Regions from separate parts of the Homo sapiens genome. Here all the other regions are linked to region 2. The links are chromatin loops, found by intact Hi-C in ENCODE. Cell type or tissue: left lung. All regions are shown on one strand. Region 1 overlaps UNC80 (unc-80 subunit of NALCN channel complex). Region 2 overlaps ACADL (acyl-CoA dehydrogenase long chain). Region 3 overlaps KANSL1L (KAT8 regulatory NSL complex subunit 1 like).

The links. Hi-C counts contacts between places; a loop is a spot of excess contacts. Peaks named below come from ENCODE experiments on the same cell type or tissue, not always from the same donor. Only the 100,000 strongest peaks of a DNase experiment are listed, where the experiment ranks them.
Region 1: a loop joins it to region 2, with 9 times the contacts of the local background. A loop is called at or near these places in 108 of 110 quality-filtered maps.
Region 3: it touches region 2 in a loop (3-fold over the local background); 75 of 110 quality-filtered maps call a loop at or near these places.

The regions. Positions count from the first base shown.
Region 1 is chr2:209,976,239-209,978,738 of GRCh38, forward strand. UNC80 (unc-80 subunit of NALCN channel complex) reads left to right here. Exons shown (of 65, transcript NM_001371986.1): 57 at 1-65; 58 at 675-840; 59 at 2,291-2,470. Among named protein-coding and RNA genes, the nearest start is that of RPE, 25 kb to the right of the region's middle. In left lung, CTCF peaks have their summits at 1,539 and 1,740; no DNase peak of the experiment used is centred here.
Region 2 is chr2:210,197,839-210,200,338 of GRCh38, forward strand. All of the region lies in intron 8 of ACADL (acyl-CoA dehydrogenase long chain), which reads right to left. Among named protein-coding and RNA genes, the nearest start is that of ACADL, 26 kb to the right of the region's middle. In left lung, a CTCF peak has its summit at 1,542 (motif pointing left); no DNase peak of the experiment used is centred here; H3K27ac peaks cover 820 bases.
Region 3 is chr2:210,071,679-210,074,178 of GRCh38, forward strand. The region is part of intron 6 of KANSL1L (KAT8 regulatory NSL complex subunit 1 like); the gene reads right to left. Among named protein-coding and RNA genes, the nearest start is that of KANSL1L-AS1, 43 kb to the left of the region's middle. In left lung, a CTCF peak has its summit at 1,371 (motif pointing right); no DNase peak of the experiment used is centred here.

The DNA.
Region 1 (2,500 bases), 220 kb before region 2:
TCGACTTCATCGTGCGGACCCGAATACCCATCTTTGTGCTTTTGCGCCCTTTCATCCAGTGCAAGGTGTGGTGTGTGCTTCTCCTCCTGAAAGTGGCAAGCTCAAATGAATGTGTGGCTCTCTACTGAGGCAGGAATATGGCAGGAGTGCTCATGGTACCTACTGTTGCCAGTTAGTAGGGCCTGTTAATACCATGCTTGATGAGAAAACCGCCCAAAAATATATTCCAGAGGATAAAAATTTCACACTAGAAATGCCTTCACAGTAAGAGCTTTGTTGGAGTCTGTAAAACTTTGCCCGCTCCCTACTAATCATCCCCCACTCTACCCACCCAAAAGATTGGTCCAGTGGAATAGTTTGGAGAATCTTCTATCTTCAGTGACATGACTGAGATCTGATTTTAAATAAACATAAGAAAAACATAGGATACTTAACGTATGTTTTTCCTCCAAGACCCTCGGTACCCATCTACACTTGGTCTTTTCATGCCTCAGTTTCTTAGGGCAGTGATTTAAAACGATGTAATTATTAAGCACTTCCTGTGTAAAGTGCCGTTCTAGGAACATCACATGCATTACCTTATTTATTCCTCACAACAATGAAATAGGTACAGCAATTAGCCCATTTTATGGATGGAAAATTGAGGCCCTGAGAATGTTATGCCTTCCTTTCAGCTGCTGGCCCAACCAGCAGAGAATCATGAAGAGCTTTCCGCCCGGCAACATATTGCCGACCAGCTGGAGCGGCGCTTCATACCACGCCCTTTGTGTAAGAGCTCGCTCATTGCTGAGTTCAACAGTGAACTAAAAATTCTAAAAGAGGCAGTTCATAGTGGATCAGGTGAGTGTGCATGAGAGTGTTGTGAATTTGTTTGACTAATGGAACTCACAGCCTACAAAGAATCCCTCTGTCCAGGTCACCACACTTTTTGGAACTATGAATATGTTAGCCATTTTGGTACACTGTTAGATTTGACCATTTCTAATAAGTTAGCCATTTGACCACCACTAGATTTGACTTCCTCTTTTGTCAGTAACAAAATAGAAATCAAAAGGATATCATAAGAATTTAGTTTTCCTTTTCTATATATTTTTTAATCTTCATTTTAGTAGTTAATCTCTTTCTTGAGTATTTAATTGGAAGAAAAATGGTTTAAATCATTACCTTTATTTCCTTTTGGAAAAAGAGAAGGGGGACATTCATTTATTGAGCTTCTATTTTATGGTAGATTATTTCCTTTAATCTATACAAATACCTTCAAGGTATATAATTGAAAGTCCCTGTAAAAAATGAGGAAACAGACACAGTAGAAAATAGATAAATAATTTACAAGTAAATAACTTACTACTGTCACATAGAAAGTGATTATTGTAAGGGGATTTTTCAGCCAGATCTCTGTGATTGATTTATAAAGCCTTTAACTTTAACTTTTCACACATTGGAAGGGGAAGGATTCCCTTAGAGCTGGCAAACTAGGAGGTACTTTCTTTACATTATTCTAAAGGTATTCTTTGAGAGTACATTGCTTTCTTTCTTATAACTATGTATTAGCAGCAAATTACTGAGGAAGGAAAATAAATCATTATTTGCCATTAGAGGGCAGTCATTACCCACAAGTAAAATGTAATATGTGATAGGTTTTCTTTTTTGTGGGAGGGAAGGGTTATTTGCTTTCTTTTGAAAGCTTTTATTGTTCTTTGCAGACAATGTGGTAAAAACAAAAAATTGACAGGTATAATCCTGGTGAAGTTTACACATTATCATTCAAATATTCTACTTTGTAATAAAATAACCTGACATAGAACTGAGGGATATTTTATAGGTTGTAATTTCCAGAAAATGAGAATAAGAACAGTTTTGATTATGCATCGCGGGGTTCACATCAGACAACTTATTTATTACTTTGATATGCTTGTGTCAGATAAGATATATTTCTTAGTAAAAATTGCCAAGTTGGAAGCTACAATTCAGGTCAAATTTAATTTGCATCCTACCAACCTTGGAAAATAAAATAGAAAACCAATAAGAAAGGCAACAATGTCAAAGCATTTAATATTGTTACAGATGTTATGTTCTGGCAAGGGAACTATTTAATTATATCAGTGGCCAATATTGATTCTTTAAAATAAAAAATCCCCACTTTCATTTGCAACTTTGTTATAAAGATCATTTGTCTGGGACACATTATTTAACTAACCTTTCCTAAAAAATACAAGTGGTCAGGGAGGACTTTGAAGTGGACATTTAAGATTCTCACCATGCATTTCCTTTGGTCTCTCGCATCCTCTAGCCTACCAAGGCAAGACATCCATCAGTACCGTGGGCACCTCCACCTCTGCTTACCGCCTGAGCTTGGCCACCATGTCCCGCTCTAACACGGGCACGGGCACTGTCTGGGAGCAGGACAGTGAGCCATCCCAGCAGGCTTCGCAGGACACCCTGAGTCGGACTGATGAGGAAGATGAGGAAAGTAGGTCATTCCAGAGAATCTGGGCAGTAG
Region 2 (2,500 bases):
TCAGTGCATTCAGTGAAGTCCAGAGGTCTGAGAGAATAATGTCTCCAAGAGTACATAATTTACTCTCTGAGGATAAAAAGATTAAATATTTACATATTCTTGCCATTGGGTTGAGCGTTACTAAACAGATTTGGTCTTTGCTTTTCACTGCAGACACTGCATTATGCTTTCTGAAATCATCCTCTAATCAAAGGCAACTAAAAATTAGACCACACATTACTAGTCAAGTGCTCTTAGTGAATGATCGACAAGGTCATAGCAGTATTTTTAAGTCATTTATATTTGTTAATAAATAATACTGCAGCTAGCATTAAAAATTATTCTGAAGTTACTAAGTGGGCTGGATGGAGTCTTTTTCAGAGTTCTGAATGACAGAATTCTTAGAATTATGGAAATGGAGAACACCTTGGAGAGGTTATCTAGCCCAGTATTCATTTAAACAACAGCATCAGTTGCTCTCACATATTATGGTTAAAATATAAAATGAAACACACTAGGTTTGCTATTTGATAGTTAATTAGTCCCATGCTCAAGGTCTTAAAAACTGGATATTCCCATTTTAGACACATGTCAAGAAGAAGTATTATTTTTTTCCTCTCTATTCCTCTCCCTAATTCTTTATGCCCTTAGAATTAAGAACACATACCACACAGGAAATGACTAACCAAGAGCTCTCATTAGATTAGAAAAAACATTCCATTTTCACTTCGTTGCCCACTGAGTGAAGGAAATAGGAAAAGAAAAAAGGCCCATCTGCTTTGCACTTCTGGGCAGTAATAACAGTATATAGGTAAAGAGTGTAGGTTCTGGAATTAGAATATATGTGTAATTTGGGGCAAGTTACTTAACCTCTCTATACCTTAATTTCCTTAACTGTAAAATAAAAATAATTAAAATACTTATATAGATTTGTGAAGAAAAAGAATGAGACCATTCACTTAGCAGTGTCTGGCAGATAGGGAGCAGTCAAGCAATAATATCCATTATTATTTAACATCTGGATTTTACTGTTTTATTGTCTATTCCGCAAAAAACCATAAGATCGACATAAACTATGGAGAGCATAGATTTTAAAAATCCTAATAATTATTGCTACATCCATACGTAGGTTTCTATTCTAAAAAGAAAATAAATTTTGTGACATGCATTTCAACTGGTCAGAAAGCCCCAAAATGTCCAAAATTCAAGGATAACAAAGAGAATGGAAACTGAATAGTTATATAGTTATAAAATGACATGTGGCCAAGTATATTGTAACATTTAAAGCTCTTCTATTTCAATTGAATAACTAGATCCATAGTGTACCCAGCTCTTGAATACAAGGTATAGGTATGTACAGTATCGGTTATTCATCATCTCTGAATATACTCCTAGCTTGAAATATGAAAATATTATTCAAATATATTTATTTAGATAAAATAGGAAGATCAGAAGACATATCTCAGAAATCTCAGAACATATAAACTTACTTGGAAAACAATACTACTAGCTATCAATAATGTGACCTGTGGAAGTAGAATGCTACTGCCACCTACTGAAAGTTTAGGGAACTAACTTTGAAAGAAGGCAACAATAAAATGATACTTCTTTAAAAAGGAATGATTAAAGTTATTTATTTTTTGCTATTAAAATACAATAAATATATATTTTAAAAGAATATTTTTCCCCTATGAGAAAACAATATGGACCACTTTCCTATTTCCTTCATGGTTAAATGTCAAATTACATGCCTTCTGAGCCATTCAGGCAATCTGGGTAATAATATAGTCATCCTTGTTGTAATCTAGTATTAAGTTCATAAACACAGGAAATGTAGATTTCCAAAGGAATGGAAACATGTCTTTTGGTTCAACTGTTATACCTTTAGCCAAAATAAGGCTAAAGGTATATTTTTGTTTTTGTATTCATTTTTGTGGGGAGCAGGGAGACAGGGTCTTGCTATGTCACTCAGGCTAGAGTACAATAGTGAGATCTCAGCTCACTGCAACATCTGCCTCCAGGGCTCAAGCGATCCTCCCACCTTAGCCTCTTGAGTAGCTGAGACTACAGACACACACCACCACACCTGGCTAATTTTTGTATTTTTTGTAGAGATGAGGTTTTGCCACGTTGTCCAGGTTGGTCTCAAAGTCCTGGGCTCAAGCAATCTGCCTGCCTAGGCCTCCCAACGTGCTGGGATTACAGGTGTGAGCCACTATGCCTGGCCTTGGTATAAGTGTTTTAGTAAACATTTTTGATGTTTAAGTGGTGGTGGTTGGATTTCAGAAGCAAATGATACTCATTCCACTTTGGGTACAGTTGAGAAAATCAGAGTGATATCAAGTGGTAACACTTCCTTCATATTGCCAGGAGCGTAGTATGTGTTTCTAGAGTTACACCCATCAAATTACAGTTGAACACATTACCCTTAGGAGGCAATCAATATATATTTGTTCAGTGAACCAAAAAGGAAAAAATCATATATGTCAGTTTTTCTCAATGGGAAATTATTGATATTTTG
Region 3 (2,500 bases), 130 kb before region 2:
ATTCTAAGGTGCTAGCTGTTAGAACGTCAATATAAGAGTTCTTAGGGACACAGTTCAACCCATAACAGTTACATTCCTAGGAACCAGGAGTTAGGACATAGACATATCTTTCAGGGTGGTGGTGGGGAGACACAATTCTGCCCACTACAGCGTTTGTTTTTGCTTTTCAATATTTTAAATATTTCACTCCCCTCTCTTTTTGGTTGCACATGGCTGGTACCATTCCAGAAGGGAAGTTTATTTATTATATACAATGGATGCCTTAGCCATTTTACCCTTAATATTTCAATGTGTATTTCATAGAATAAGGATATTTTCTTACATAACTGCAAAAACAATAATATTCAGGGAATTCAACATTAATAAAATATTTTGTCTAATCTACCATCAATAGTCTAGTTTCCTCAATTGTCCCAATAATTTTTTTTCCCTTGAAAAGAATTCTGCTCTAGATCATATATTCATTTAGTTGTCATGTATCTTTTTAGTGTCTCTTTCAATCTAAAACAAGTCCTTAGCCTTTCTTGGCTTTCATGACATTGACATTTTTAAAAGAATACTGGCCAGTTGTTTTTTAATACTGTATGTCTGATTTTGGCTTTGTCTGATATTTACTCATGATTAAATTCAGGTTATACATTTCTAGTCAGAATACTACACAGTGTTATCCTCCCTCACAGGTGACAGTAGTTTTGATCACTCAGGCAAAGTATTGTTTGTTTCTGTATATATAGTTACTATATGCCCCCTGGCAACTGGCAGGAGGCACTTTAAGACAGCAGTCCCCAACTTTTTTGGCAACAGGGACCAGTTTCATGTAAAGCAATTTTTCCACAGACAGGAGATTGGGGGTGTAGGAGATGGGGAGATGGTTTCAGGATGAAACTGTTCCACTTCAAATCATCAGGCTTTAGATTCTCATAAGGAGCACACAACCTACATACCTCAGATGCACAGTTCACAATAGGGTTTGAGTTCCCGTGAGTTCCCGCCACTGATCTGACAGGAGGCAGAGCTCAGGCGGTAATGCTCGCTCAGCTGCTGCTCACCTCCTGCTGTGTGACCTATTTCTAACATGCCACGGACCAGTACTGGTCTGTGACCAGGGGACTGGGGACCCCTGCTTTAAGATCATGCAAATCTTGTTCCTCATCAAACCTCTCCTCAATCCTGACCCCAGAGTTATACCCATTAATGATTCTTGTCCAATCAATCTTTACTATGATGATTGCAAAATGATTCTCTAATTTGACTGTTTATTCCACATTTATTAATCAGCATCCTAGCATATGGAAAAGTTTTCCTTTTCACCAATTTATCTATCATCAGTATGGACTCATGAGTTCCTATTTTTTCAATGGTTCAATATTGTCCTTATTTATTTTGATGCCAAATAGTCCTAGATTTGGCCACTAGGGGCCTCTTCAAGCTAGCTTCTGTGTTCTTTCAACATGTCTTTATCATTTTTTTAAACACTTCCTTGCTTTCTGTTAACATTACGATGTTCCAGGATAATCATACCTTTTCTTCCCCAGCCCTGGAGACCAGCCATTTCTCCAGAAATCCCCGATTCCTTTTAGTAGGAAATGGTATTAGAAAACAAAATATGAGTTCCAGACATACTGATTACTTATCAGGATAAGTCTGAGTCTACATCTGTGCTGTCCAGTTTGGTAGCAATTACCCATGTGTGGCTACTTAAATTAAAATAAAAACAAAATAAATTAAATATTCAGGATGGGCACAGTAGCTCACACCTGTAATCCCAGCACTTTGGGAGGCTAAGGCAGGAGGATCACTTGAGCCCAGGAGTTCAAGACCAGCCTGGGCAACATAGCGAGATGTCTAAAAAAAAAAATGGAAAAGAAAAAAAAAACTCAGTTCCTCAATTACATAAGCCATGTTTCATGTGCTCAATAGCTACATGTGTCTAGGAGCTACCATATTGGACAGTATAGATTTATAGAGCATTTGAATCATTACAGAAAGTTCTATGGTTCTCAAGACTTTCCATAAAGAAAAAAAAGAAAGTTCTATGGGATATGGAATATCACTATTCTAGACCACTGCAGTAGGCAAATCTAGGAAACACACAAACACACACACACACACACACACACACACACACAGTTCCAATTCTCTATTGCCTTTTAAATATTTTCCTATGTTCCACTTCGTTAATTCTTTAACACATTAAACAATTATTTACTGAGCACATTCTATCAGACAGGTACTCTTCAAGGCCCTGCAGATCTGGAAATAAAAAGATACAGCCCCTATTCTCTGAAAACATAACACACTTTTTTCTGAAAAGTCAGAAAAGAAATGATTATAAAATAGTATAATAAATTCCAGCTCAGCAAGGTTAAAACAGGGTGCTATAACAATATATATACCATTCTGGGCATGTCAAGGAAGGCTTCCTGAGAGAAATGACATTTAAATTAAGTTTAGAAAGGTAAATAATTATTGGGGTGACAATATGGGAGATAAGCTGAGG